2 separate regions of the Homo sapiens genome follow, and region 1 is linked to region 2. Evidence: read pairs that join two places in POLR2A ChIA-PET (ENCODE). Cell type or tissue: MCF 10A. All regions are shown on one strand. Links, peaks and the distances in the headings refer to the core of each region. The heading gives the core; the rest is flanking DNA. Region 1 overlaps FGF2 (fibroblast growth factor 2). Region 2 has its middle 43 kb from the start of FGF2.

The links. ChIA-PET counts read pairs that join two places held together with the same protein. Peaks named below come from ENCODE experiments on the same cell type or tissue, not always from the same donor. Only the 100,000 strongest peaks of a DNase experiment are listed, where the experiment ranks them.
Region 1: POLR2A ChIA-PET joins it to region 2 with 5 read pairs; 5 of 35 experiments call an interaction of 5 or more read pairs at or near these places.

What each region holds. Positions count from the first base shown.
Region 1 is chr4:122,871,259-122,876,639 of GRCh38, reverse strand. It overlaps FGF2 (fibroblast growth factor 2), which reads right to left. Exons shown (of 3, transcript NM_001361665.2): 2 at 216-319. Among named protein-coding and RNA genes, the nearest start is that of FGF2, 47 kb to the right of the region's middle. In MCF 10A, for the core only: no CTCF peak of the experiment used is centred there; DNase peaks (open chromatin) are centred at 2,209 and 2,689.
Region 2 is chr4:122,781,400-122,786,780 of GRCh38, reverse strand. No RefSeq gene overlaps it. Among named protein-coding and RNA genes, the nearest start is that of FGF2, 43 kb to the left of the region's middle. RefSeq lists enhancers at 1-227, 325-384, 1-697, 1,470-2,465. In MCF 10A, for the core only: no CTCF peak of the experiment used is centred there; a DNase peak (open chromatin) is centred at 3,270.

The DNA of each region.
Region 1 (5,381 bases), core at 190-5,189, 90 kb before region 2:
CTACTTTATATGAGCTGTGTTTTCTTACTTTACTTACTCCCTCAGCACATCAGTTTTTGCATCTGTGAAATAAAGAAAATACTCCCTATTTTACAGGGTGACTATGACGATGATACACGTAAAATCCTTTATAAAGATTTGATAAACAACAATGCTGGTAAATTAACAGCAATAAAAGCTAACAAAAAACGTGTGAAAACAGAAAGTATGCTTACAGAAGCCAGTAATCTTCCATCTTCCTTCATAGCCAGGTAACGGTTAGCACACACTCCTTTGATAGACACAACTCCTCTCTCTTCTGCTTGAAGTTGTAGCTTGACTGTAACGGGAAAAAAAATTATCTTTGTAGCACCACAGAGGAAAGAGCCTTCTTCACAATATTTACGCAATATAAAGACAAAACACACCTAAGCAACAACTAATCCACTTTGGAGGATTGGTGAGGTTGGGGGTATGGGTGAGTGACAGGGAGCAGATGTCAACTAAACTGTATGAGAGAGGATGAGATGCAGAACTACTAGGGCACCAGTGCCTTGTGAGTTCCTTGTCGCTCCTGTGTCACAGGGTGAGCAGAGAAGGTGTCACAGGGTGAGCAGAGAAGGGGGACACACGGAGAATTGTTTCCTTTGTTGGGCAGTTAGCTTTCAATCGCCCCTGTTAACTATTTACATTTTTTAAAGTGAACATATTTTAAGGGTACATAAAAGTGTAGGAGAATTCCCATGCTACTGCCTATGTTGAAACTATTTAAAAGTTATTTGCCAATTCTTCACAAATGAAACAAAATCTAGTTATTCACTGTTATAATTTGAGCTGTATTTCCTTGACTTTTTGAGACGGAGTCTCTCTCTGTCACCCAGGCTGGAGTGCAGTGGCACAATCACGGCTCACTGCAACCTCTGCCTCCCAGGTTCACACCATTCTCCTGCCTCAGTCTCCCAAGTAGCTGGGACTACAGATGCCCACCACCACGCCCAGCTAATTTTTTGTATTTTTAGTAGAGACGCGGTTTCACCATGTTAGCCAGATGGTCTCGATCTCCTGACCTCGTGACCCACCTGCCTTGGCCTCCCAAAGTGCTGGGATTACAGGCATGAGCCACCGCGCCCGGCCCTATTTCTTTGACTTCTACACATCTTATTTCTAGCTTCCTCTTCAATGAACTATAGATGCATTTAGCTTTCTATATGGGATTTTGATGTCTATTTTTTTGTGTGCAAATATCTATCTAGTGGAAACACAAAATGCTTATACTTAATTTGCTTACACAGCAAATGATTTTCATAAAATAAGTGTGATGAAAGATTTTCATAAAATAAGATCCTGAGAAAGATGACTTGTCACACCACATTATCAATATTAAGCAGATTACAGAAAAACAAAAAAAAATTACTTAATTATGATGATAATGTAATATGGACAAATAATTACCTAATTAATTGAAATAAAAATGAAGTAAAGATTATTTTGCTATTCAGAGGCAGCATTCTCCTGCCTAGAACAATATTCCCCCAAATATATTTTTGCTAACAGATGTTAAATAAAAAATAGGTTCTGGTGTCAAATAATTTAGGAAAATCTTAGTTAAACCAAGTTAACTCTTTATTACCAAACTTCTCAGAACTCTGCTTATCATAAGATAAACAAGATAAATGTTTGTCCAGACTATTTTCATAGGTCATCCCACATCCTATGGATATGTTTAGGATATTCTTGAGAGCAACAGAAAAAAATGCAATTTTAGAAATCAGCATATTATCATTTGAATAACATTAGAAATATAAAATAAATATAATTTCCAGGTGTTTATAGGTAGCTAGGGAAACGGCATGAAAAAGCAACTTTTGAAAGTTTCTTAAATAATTAACTTTGTTAGATATCATTATGTCATAGTAATTTATGTTTTAAAATTTTTCCTACCAAGACAGCAACAGACATGCAAAATGAAACATAATATCTGGGATTAGCTTTAAAATAAGCTAATATATTATTTTAAATAATAGATAACTAAATTTTTAATAAAGTGGATAGGATAAATAAGATTCACTTGTGTTAACAGTCATTAGAAGCACAGGATTTCATTATTCTAATCTCACTACTTTTATGAATGTTTAAGAATTTACAATTTAAAAAAAAGACAATCTTAGAATTTTGTTGAACATTTCATGTCTGAGTCACCTCTGTGTGTCAGTCACCCCTGGATTCCAGAAAGCATTGCATCATTTAAGCCTACAGTTACCCAAGTGAAATTCTTCTACAAAATCTTAAAAGATAATACGAAGTAAAAGGAATGTAATGAAGACATGAAACCCAAACAATGAAGGGTATGAAGTATTTTTTACAATATTATTGGAAAATGCAGAAAATAAGCTTTGTTTTTAATCAACATAACCAAACTTATCTTAATGAGTATAAGCAAATTATTGCATACAGCTCTAAAATGATTCAGATAAGCCATTTTAATGAAGAATGCATTTGCATCTCACTTTAACTCATAAGGATGTACAAATGCCCATGAGGCAAGGCTGAATAATCAATCGCTATACTTTCTTTCTGTCCCTTATCAATCAACGCTAGCCCAGCTCTGGTCCACCATCTTATAAATGTGTATTACTAGTCATGAGGGTGATTAGGGATATTCGTGTATGGCCAGATCAGTACCAGTGACTCAATACCCAAAGTAAACATAATTCATTTACTCATTAACCTTTTGTAGACCTCAACTATTCCCACACTCAGGGATTGTTGTCATTCATTAAACCACTAAGCAATAAGCATTACATGTAAGATTCTTGAAGAGTGTTTCCATTGGCATATAATTTTTAAATTACAAGTTTTAAAAATAACCAGAGTCTACAACAAGAAGTTGAGGAAGTCACAAAATCATAGATTTTCTATAAAAACTATCTGAGCTGAGATGCATAAAAAACCTAAATAAACTAAATTCAATATACAGATGATCTCTTCCCAAAATAGAGATGCATAGCTGCTTCATCTCCTAAATAAATTCGATATACAGATGACCTCTTCCCAAAAAAGAGATGCATAGCTGCTTCATCTCTGATAGAAGGAGGAATAAACTTGCCAAAAATGGGACCACGAAGAAACCAGCTGAATTTTTAAGAAACTTTTATTAGCTGCTGATGTGAGGAATTAGAATTCTGAAGAGCCCTGATCAAAGAGCAACTCCATATCCACCTGCCAGTTCTTTCCCATAGAGCTTCCACCCAGTGCACAAGTACCACACACCAAAGGCTAGGAACAGAACAGAAGGGCTAAGAGATCCTCTTCAAGTACACTGGGCCTTTGCAGAATGCAAGGCAGCAGTCCACTGAAGGCTGGGAGCAGGTCAAAGGGCTGAAAGTGATCCTTCTGAGAAGCACTGAGCCTTCACCAAATGCAAAGCCAATGACCAGCAGGATAAAGAGAGATCTTCCAAGATGTGGAAAGCCAGGAGTACAGTTCAAGAGCAAGGTTAGCTCCCCACCAACCCAAACATTTGGCAGCTGAGTTATAAGGGCAAAATGAAATATTTTAAAACTACTCAATTAACCCAAGAAGGCAGAAAGGGAAAGACAGAAGGTAAAGGACAGATAGGATAATTAGAAAAATAGCAAAATGTGTGAATTTGATTCTGTCGTCATGCTGCTATTTGGTTATTTTGCACACTAGCTGATGCAGTTTCTTCATAGTGTCATTGGTCTTTATATTTTGGTGTGTTTTTTGCAGTGACTGGTACCGGTTTTTCCTTTCCATATTGAGTGCTCCTTTCAGGAGCTCCGGTAAGGCAGGCCTGGTGGTGACAAAATCCCTCAGCATCTGCTTGTCTGGAAAGGATTTTATTTCTCCTTCGCTTTTGAAGGTTAGTGTGGCTGGATATGAAATTCTGGGTTGAAAATTTTTTTCTGTAACAATGTTGAATATTGGCCCCCAATCTCTTCTGGCTTATAGAGTTTCTGCTGAGAGGTCTGCTGTTAGTCCGATGGGCTTCCCTTTGTAGGTGACCTGGCCTTTCTCTCTGGCTGCCCTTAACAGTTTTTCCTTCATTTCAACCTTGGAGAATCTGACGATTATGTGTCTTGGGGTTGATCTTCTTGTGGAGTATCTTGGTGGTGTTCTCTGTATTTCCTGAATTTGCATGTTGGCCTGTCTTGCTAAGTTGGGGAAGTTCTCCTGGATAATATCCTGAAGTGTGTTTTCCAGCTTGTTTCTGTTCTCCCTGTCTTCTTCTGGTACTCCAATCGATAGTAGGTTCGGTCTTTTTATGAAGTCCCATATTTCTTGGAGGCTTTCTTCATTCCTTCACATTCTTTCTTCTCTAGTCTTGTCTGCATGCCTTATTTCAGCAAGGTGGTCTTCAAATTCTGATATCCTTTCTTCTACTTGGTTGATTTGGGTGTTGATACTTGTGTATGCTTCACGAAGTTCTCATGCTGTGTTTTTCAGCTCCATCAGGTCATTTATGTTCCTCTCTAAACTGGTTATTCTAGTTAGCAATTCCTCTAACCTTTCATAAAGGTTCTTAGCGTCTTTGCATTGGTTTAGAACATGCTCCTTTTAGCTCAGCGTAGTTTTTTATTACCCATCTTCTGAAGCCTGCTTCCGTCAATTCGTCCATCTGATCCTCCATACAGTTCTGCACCCTTGATGGAGAGACATTGCGATCATTTGGAGGAGAAGAGGCACTTTGGCCTTTTGGGTTTTCATCATTTTTTCGTTGATTTCTTTCTCATCTTTGTGAGTTTGTCTATTTTCAGTCTTTGAGGCTGCTGACCCTTGAATGGGGTTTTTGTGGGGGATTTTTTGTTGTTGTTGATGCTGTTGTTGTTGCTTTCTGCTAGTTTTTTTTTTTTTTTTTGTCTTTCAATGGTCAGGTCCCTCTTCTGAGGGCTTCTGCAGTTTGCTGGGGGTTCACTTTAGGCCCTATTCTATCTGATTTGCTCCTGCACCTGGAGATGTTACTCAAGGAGGCTAGAGAACAGCAAAGATGGGTGCCTGCTTCTTCTGTGTCCTCTGACCTCGAGGAGCACCAACCTGATGCCAGTAGGATCGCTCCTGCATAGGGTGTCTGACAACCCCCTGTTAGAGGGTCTCACCCAATTGGGTGGCACGGGTAATAGGACCAGTTTGATGAAGCACTTTCTCTCTTGGTGGAGGGGGTGTGCCTCTTAGAGACCTACAAAGAGACTTAGACTCCTATGAAATAATAGTGGGAGACTTTAACACCCCACTGTCAGTATTAGATCAATGAGACAGAAAATTAACAAGGATATTCAGGACTTGAACTCAGCTCTGGATCAAGTGGATCTAGTAGACATCTATAGAACTCTCTACCCCAAATCAATAGAATATACATTCTTCTCAGTACCACATGGCATTTA
Region 2 (5,381 bases), core at 295-5,294:
CTCAGCAAGGCAACTTACTTCTATAGAAGGATGCGGCCTTAACAGATGGAGCAATGGTGAGCGCACATGTGGACGAGGGAGGGAAAGGGGTTCTTATTCCTGACGCACGTGGCCCCTGATGCTGTGTCATTCCCCTATTGGCTAGGGTTAGACCGCACAGGCTAAACTAATTCCGATTGGCTAATTTAAAGACAGTAACAGGGTGGTGGTTTGATGGGAGAAAATGGTTATGAGGGGTGGAGAATGAGTAAGGGGAAGCAGGTAGCAGGTAATTGGAATGAGTCAGAGTGGAGCAGGTAATTGGAATGAGTCAGGGTGGAGCAGGTGATTGAAATGAGTCAGGGTGGAGCAGGTGATTGAAATGAGTCAGGGTGGAGCAAGTAATTGAAAAAAGTCCCTTTATAAGGAAGTTAAGTTTAAAAGTAGAAGGCAAAGAATTGAACATACTGACATATTGATTCTTTGAGAAGAAATTTAGAACTCATATCTAACATGCCAATCTCCTTTTTTTTTAAATTTCATTTTTACTATGGCGTTTCTTGCAGGAGTAAGGTGATATTGCATTGTGGTTTTGATTTACATTTCCCTGATCATTAGTGATGTTGAGCATATTTTTATATGTTTGTTGGCCATTTGCATATCTTCTTTTGAGAATTGTCTATTCATGTCCTTAGCACATGTTTTGATGGGGTTATTTTTTTTTTCTTGCTGATTTGCTTGAGTTTCTTGTAGGTTCTGGATATTATTCCTTTGTTGATGCAGTTTGTGAAGATTTTTCTCTCACTCTGTAGGTTGTCTATTTACTCTGATCATTATTTATTTTGTTGTGCAGGAGCTTTTTAGTTTAATTAAGCCCTATCTGTTTATCTTTATTGTTGTTGCATTTGCTTTTGGGTTCTTGGTCATGAAGTCTTCGCCTAAGCCAATGTCTAGAAGGGTTTTTCTGATGTTTTCTTCTAGAATTTCTGTGGTTTCAGGTCTTAAACTTAAGTCTTTGATCCATCTTGAGTTGATTTTTGTATAAGGTGAGAGATGAGGATTCCAGTTTCATTCTTCTACCTGTGGCTTGCCAATTATTCCAACACCATTTGTTGAATAGGGTGAACTTCCCCACTTTATGTTTCTGTTTGCTTTGTTGAAGATCAGTTGGCTTAAATATTTGGCTTTATTTCTGGGTTCTCTATTCTGTTCCATGGGTCTATGTGCCTATTTTTATACTAGGACCATGCTGTTTTGGTGACTATAGCCTTATAATATAGCTTGAAATTGGGGAATGTGATGCCTCCAGATTTGTTCTTTTTGCCTAGTCTTGCTGTAGCTATGCGGACACTTCTTTGGTTCCATGTGTATTTTAAGATTGCTTTTTCTTGTTCTGTGAAGAATGATGGTGGTATTTTGATGGAGACTGCAATTTGTAGATTGCATTTGGCAGTATGGTCATCGTCACAATATTGATTCTACTTACCCATGAGCATGGGATGTGTTTCCATTTGTTTGTGTGGTCTATGAGTTCTTTCAGTAGTGCTTTGTAGTTTTCCTTGTATAGGTCTTTCACTTCCTTTCACCTTCCTTGGTGTTTTTTTTGTGGTTTTGTTTTGTTTTGTTTTTTTCAGCTATTGTAAAAGGTTGAGTTCTTTTTTTAGTTTGTTGTTGTTGTTGTTTTAAGATGAGTTTCACTCTTGTTGCCTAGGCTGGAGTGCAATGGCGTGATCTCGGCTCACTGCAACCTCCGCCTCCTGGGTTCAAGTGATGCTCGTGACTCAGCCTCCCAAGTAGCTGGGATTACAGTTGCCCACCACAATGCCCAGGTAATTTTTTGTATTTTTAGTAGAGATGGGGTTTCACCATGTTGGCCAGGCTGGTCTCGAACTCCTAACCTCAAGTGTTCCACCGCCTCGGCCTCCCAAAGTGCTGCAATTACAGGCGTGAGCCACTGCACCTGGCTGAGGTTGAGTTCTTGATTTCTCAGCTTGACTGCTATTGGTGTATAGCAATGCTACTGATTTGTATACATTGATTTTGTATCCTGAAACTTTAATAAATTCATTTATCAGTTCTAGCAGGGGTCCCACTTTTGATGACATCTGTTAAAAGAGAAAACTTTAAACAAAAAGAAAAAAAATGTAGACAAATCAAATTTAACAGAGTTTAATTCAACAAAGAACAATTTGTGAATTTGGCAGCCCCCCACATCAGAATATGTTCAGAGAGACTCCAGTGTTGCCATGTGATTGGAGAGTATTTACAGACAGAAAAAATGTGACCTACAGAAAAACAACTGGATTGGTTACATCTTGGCATTTGCCTTACTTAAAATCGGTTTGAACAGTTGGCTGCCTTTGATTTGCAGAAACTTGGTAATGGTACAAGAATAGGTTGCAGTCTCTTTACACATCCAGTTAGGTTACAGTTCATCACTTGCAGAGAAACCTTTAGGGTGAATTTAAAATATGAAAGGAGGCACCTTTAGGCTAAACTTAATTTAACATGGCATTTAAGAAATTACTTCAGCTGATTTCTAGGAGCAGGAATTTAAAGGGCTAGGTGTGGAGGAGGAAGGAGGAAATTCACCAAGTGAAGCCAGATTCTGAGTTCATATCTCTGGTTGGCTCTAAAAAGATTTTAAACTCTTCTTTTTAGCTGATCATCACACTGGCTTCAGTTGCTGAAGGGAGGTCCCATTCACAGAGTTCTCACAGCCTTCATGGTTCTCAGAGAGGTCCAGGATGAAGTGCACAGGGCTTTTTTGCATGGTCAGGCTTGCACAGTGGCCAGATTGGTTTGGTAACATGTTTACTTTAATTGTAGGTAGCAGTGCTCATGTTTATCTTCTTCTCCAGACTGAAGCTTGTGAAGATCGCTCCAATGTCTCACACAATTTTAAATGCCCCCAGCAAAGCTTAGCACGGGGCTCTATTCACAGTGAACTGCATAATTGCTGTTTCTTTTTTGCATGAGACAGATTCAATTAACAGCACTGTCACATAGCTCCAGAAGGTTGCTGTGAAGTTGGGCCCGTTTGCTAGGATAGAGGAAGGCTCATTTTACTTTTCTCATTAGCTTATTAACTCCAAAGAAATTATCAGAATTTTACACTGCCTAAACCACAGAGGCTGGCCTGAGGAGGAAGTTTCAATGGGGTGAAAAGGAGATGATAGCAGCAAGACCTGGCAGGCACACAGCAAGGCGAGGGCCCTGGGTACTGAGGGGAAAGCACGGGCAGCACTAGCTGCCTCTGTGTCACTAGTTTGGCATCCTTGGCTCTGGATCCCTGGTGGAGCTAGAGTCATTAGGATGACAATAGCTCCTATTAGTGTGGACAGGAATTTTAGGAATTTTGGCAATGGCAACAGTGAGGAATGCGCATTTGACTTTTTATGAAACCTCTATACAGAAGAACTGACCAATACAGAGTGTAAACTGGCCAGCAAGCTCTAGCACAGTGCTTTGATAAACATTTTAGTCCTTTGAGTTACAAATTTTTCTAAGGTGTGTTACATATTTTCTGCCCTTTTCTTTTCTCCTTTCCTTTCCCTTTCCCTTTCCCTTTCCTTTTTGAAACGGAGTCTCACCCTGTCACCCAGGCTGGAGTGCAATGGCGTGATCTCGGCTCACTGCAACCTCTGCTTCCCGGGTTCAAATGGTTCTCCTGCCTCAGCCTCCTGAGTAGCTGGGATTACAGGCGCCCGCCACCACGCCTGGCTAATTTTTGTATTTTTGTATGTATGTATGTATGTATGTATGTATGTATGTGTGTATTTTGAGACAGAGTTTCGCTCTTGTTGGCCGGGCTGGAGTGCAATGGCACGATCTCTGCTCACCGCAACCTCTGCCTCCTGGGTTCAAGCGATTCTCCTGCCTCAGCCTCCCAAGTAGCTGGGATTACAGGCATGTGCCACCATGCCTGGCTAATTTTTGTATTTTTAGTAGAGACAGGGTTTCTTCATGTTGGTCAGGCTGGTCTCAAACTCCCAACCTCAGGTGAGCTGCCTGTCTCAGCCTCCCAAAGTGCTGGGATTACAGGTGTGAGCCACCACGCCTGGCCCAGACTTTGGCTTTTCATTTTTACATGTTTAATACACAAACTGTGTGCTTGCTGTAGTACCTCTTCTAAGCGGAACCCCCTAGGAATGAGACACAAACCACAGACCATACTCCCTGTGTCTGTAGGCATCTGACAATTTGTTCTTGTTTTCTTTACCTTCTTTTATACATACCCTGTTTCTCAAAAGAGGTTTTTGTTTGCAAACACTAAGAAAATAAATAATTTATCATGGCCACTGATTTCTTTCCAGTAAAATGGTATTTGTAACAACTCAAATTGCCCTGAAGTATAAATTGAGATTTCTATGGAATGCATGCCATTTTATGGAATTTTACTTCCATGGCAGTTTTAATGACAGCAACAAGAACAACAAAAGAAACTCATAATCATTAAAACTGAGGAGAAAAACTACTTTTTAGAAAATGGCATCTTTAGATTCTGTTTTCTGATCTTTTTTAGCACATCAGCCTCGATTGAGGGTAAAAATTTGCAATGTTGAGTACTTTTGTTAGTTTTACTGAAAGCCAAAACCAAAAATGTTCGTTTTCAACCTAACTGAACTTCAACATAGCAGTTTATAATTCCGACATAGCAGTTTTGGTTATTAAGAAAATAGTAATGGAATAAAAGAGAAAAATGAAAACAAAAGGAAAAAATCCGCATATTACAATGTGGCTTTGGTAATACTATTTGTCATATATTTGTATGATTCTTCGTATGTTTAAAAGTGCTTGCATATACAGTGTCTTTTTGATCTTTACAACAACCCTATCTACCGGAGAGTTTCAAACATGGAACCCAGAAGAAATAACTTGTTTAATTTTGTAACAGGGCAAGAAAAAATCTAGCTGGGAAAGGGATATCTAATGAAATGTTCATTTAGTGACAGTATTTGTTGTTGTTCTGTTTTGTTTTGTTGACTTGGGAAAGGATGTACTACAAACCTTAAGCTGGACTAGATCAGCTTGGCTAGGAACTTGTAATGGAAGGCTCATGATTAGCTCTAAAAGCGGGAACTGACATTGGTAAATGGTCCAATGATAGTCTCATGGAAATGCTGTTTGCTTTCCAACACTTAAAATTGCTTTTAAATCCCATGTTCCCCTAAACTGTTTATATTACAACTTCATCGAAGTCAAGAATCTTCTGAGCTTGGACAGTGTCCTTCTTTTTCTCTTTTTTAACTTCACTTTTCTTTTTCTTCTAAGTGTGTTAAGAAACTTCTTGCCATATTTGCTATAGATGAGAAGGAAAATACATTTTTCTCCTTTTTTTTTTCCTGATAATGGATCTGAATACCAGTTTTTTTTTTTTGTTCTTTCTGTGTAGATATTAT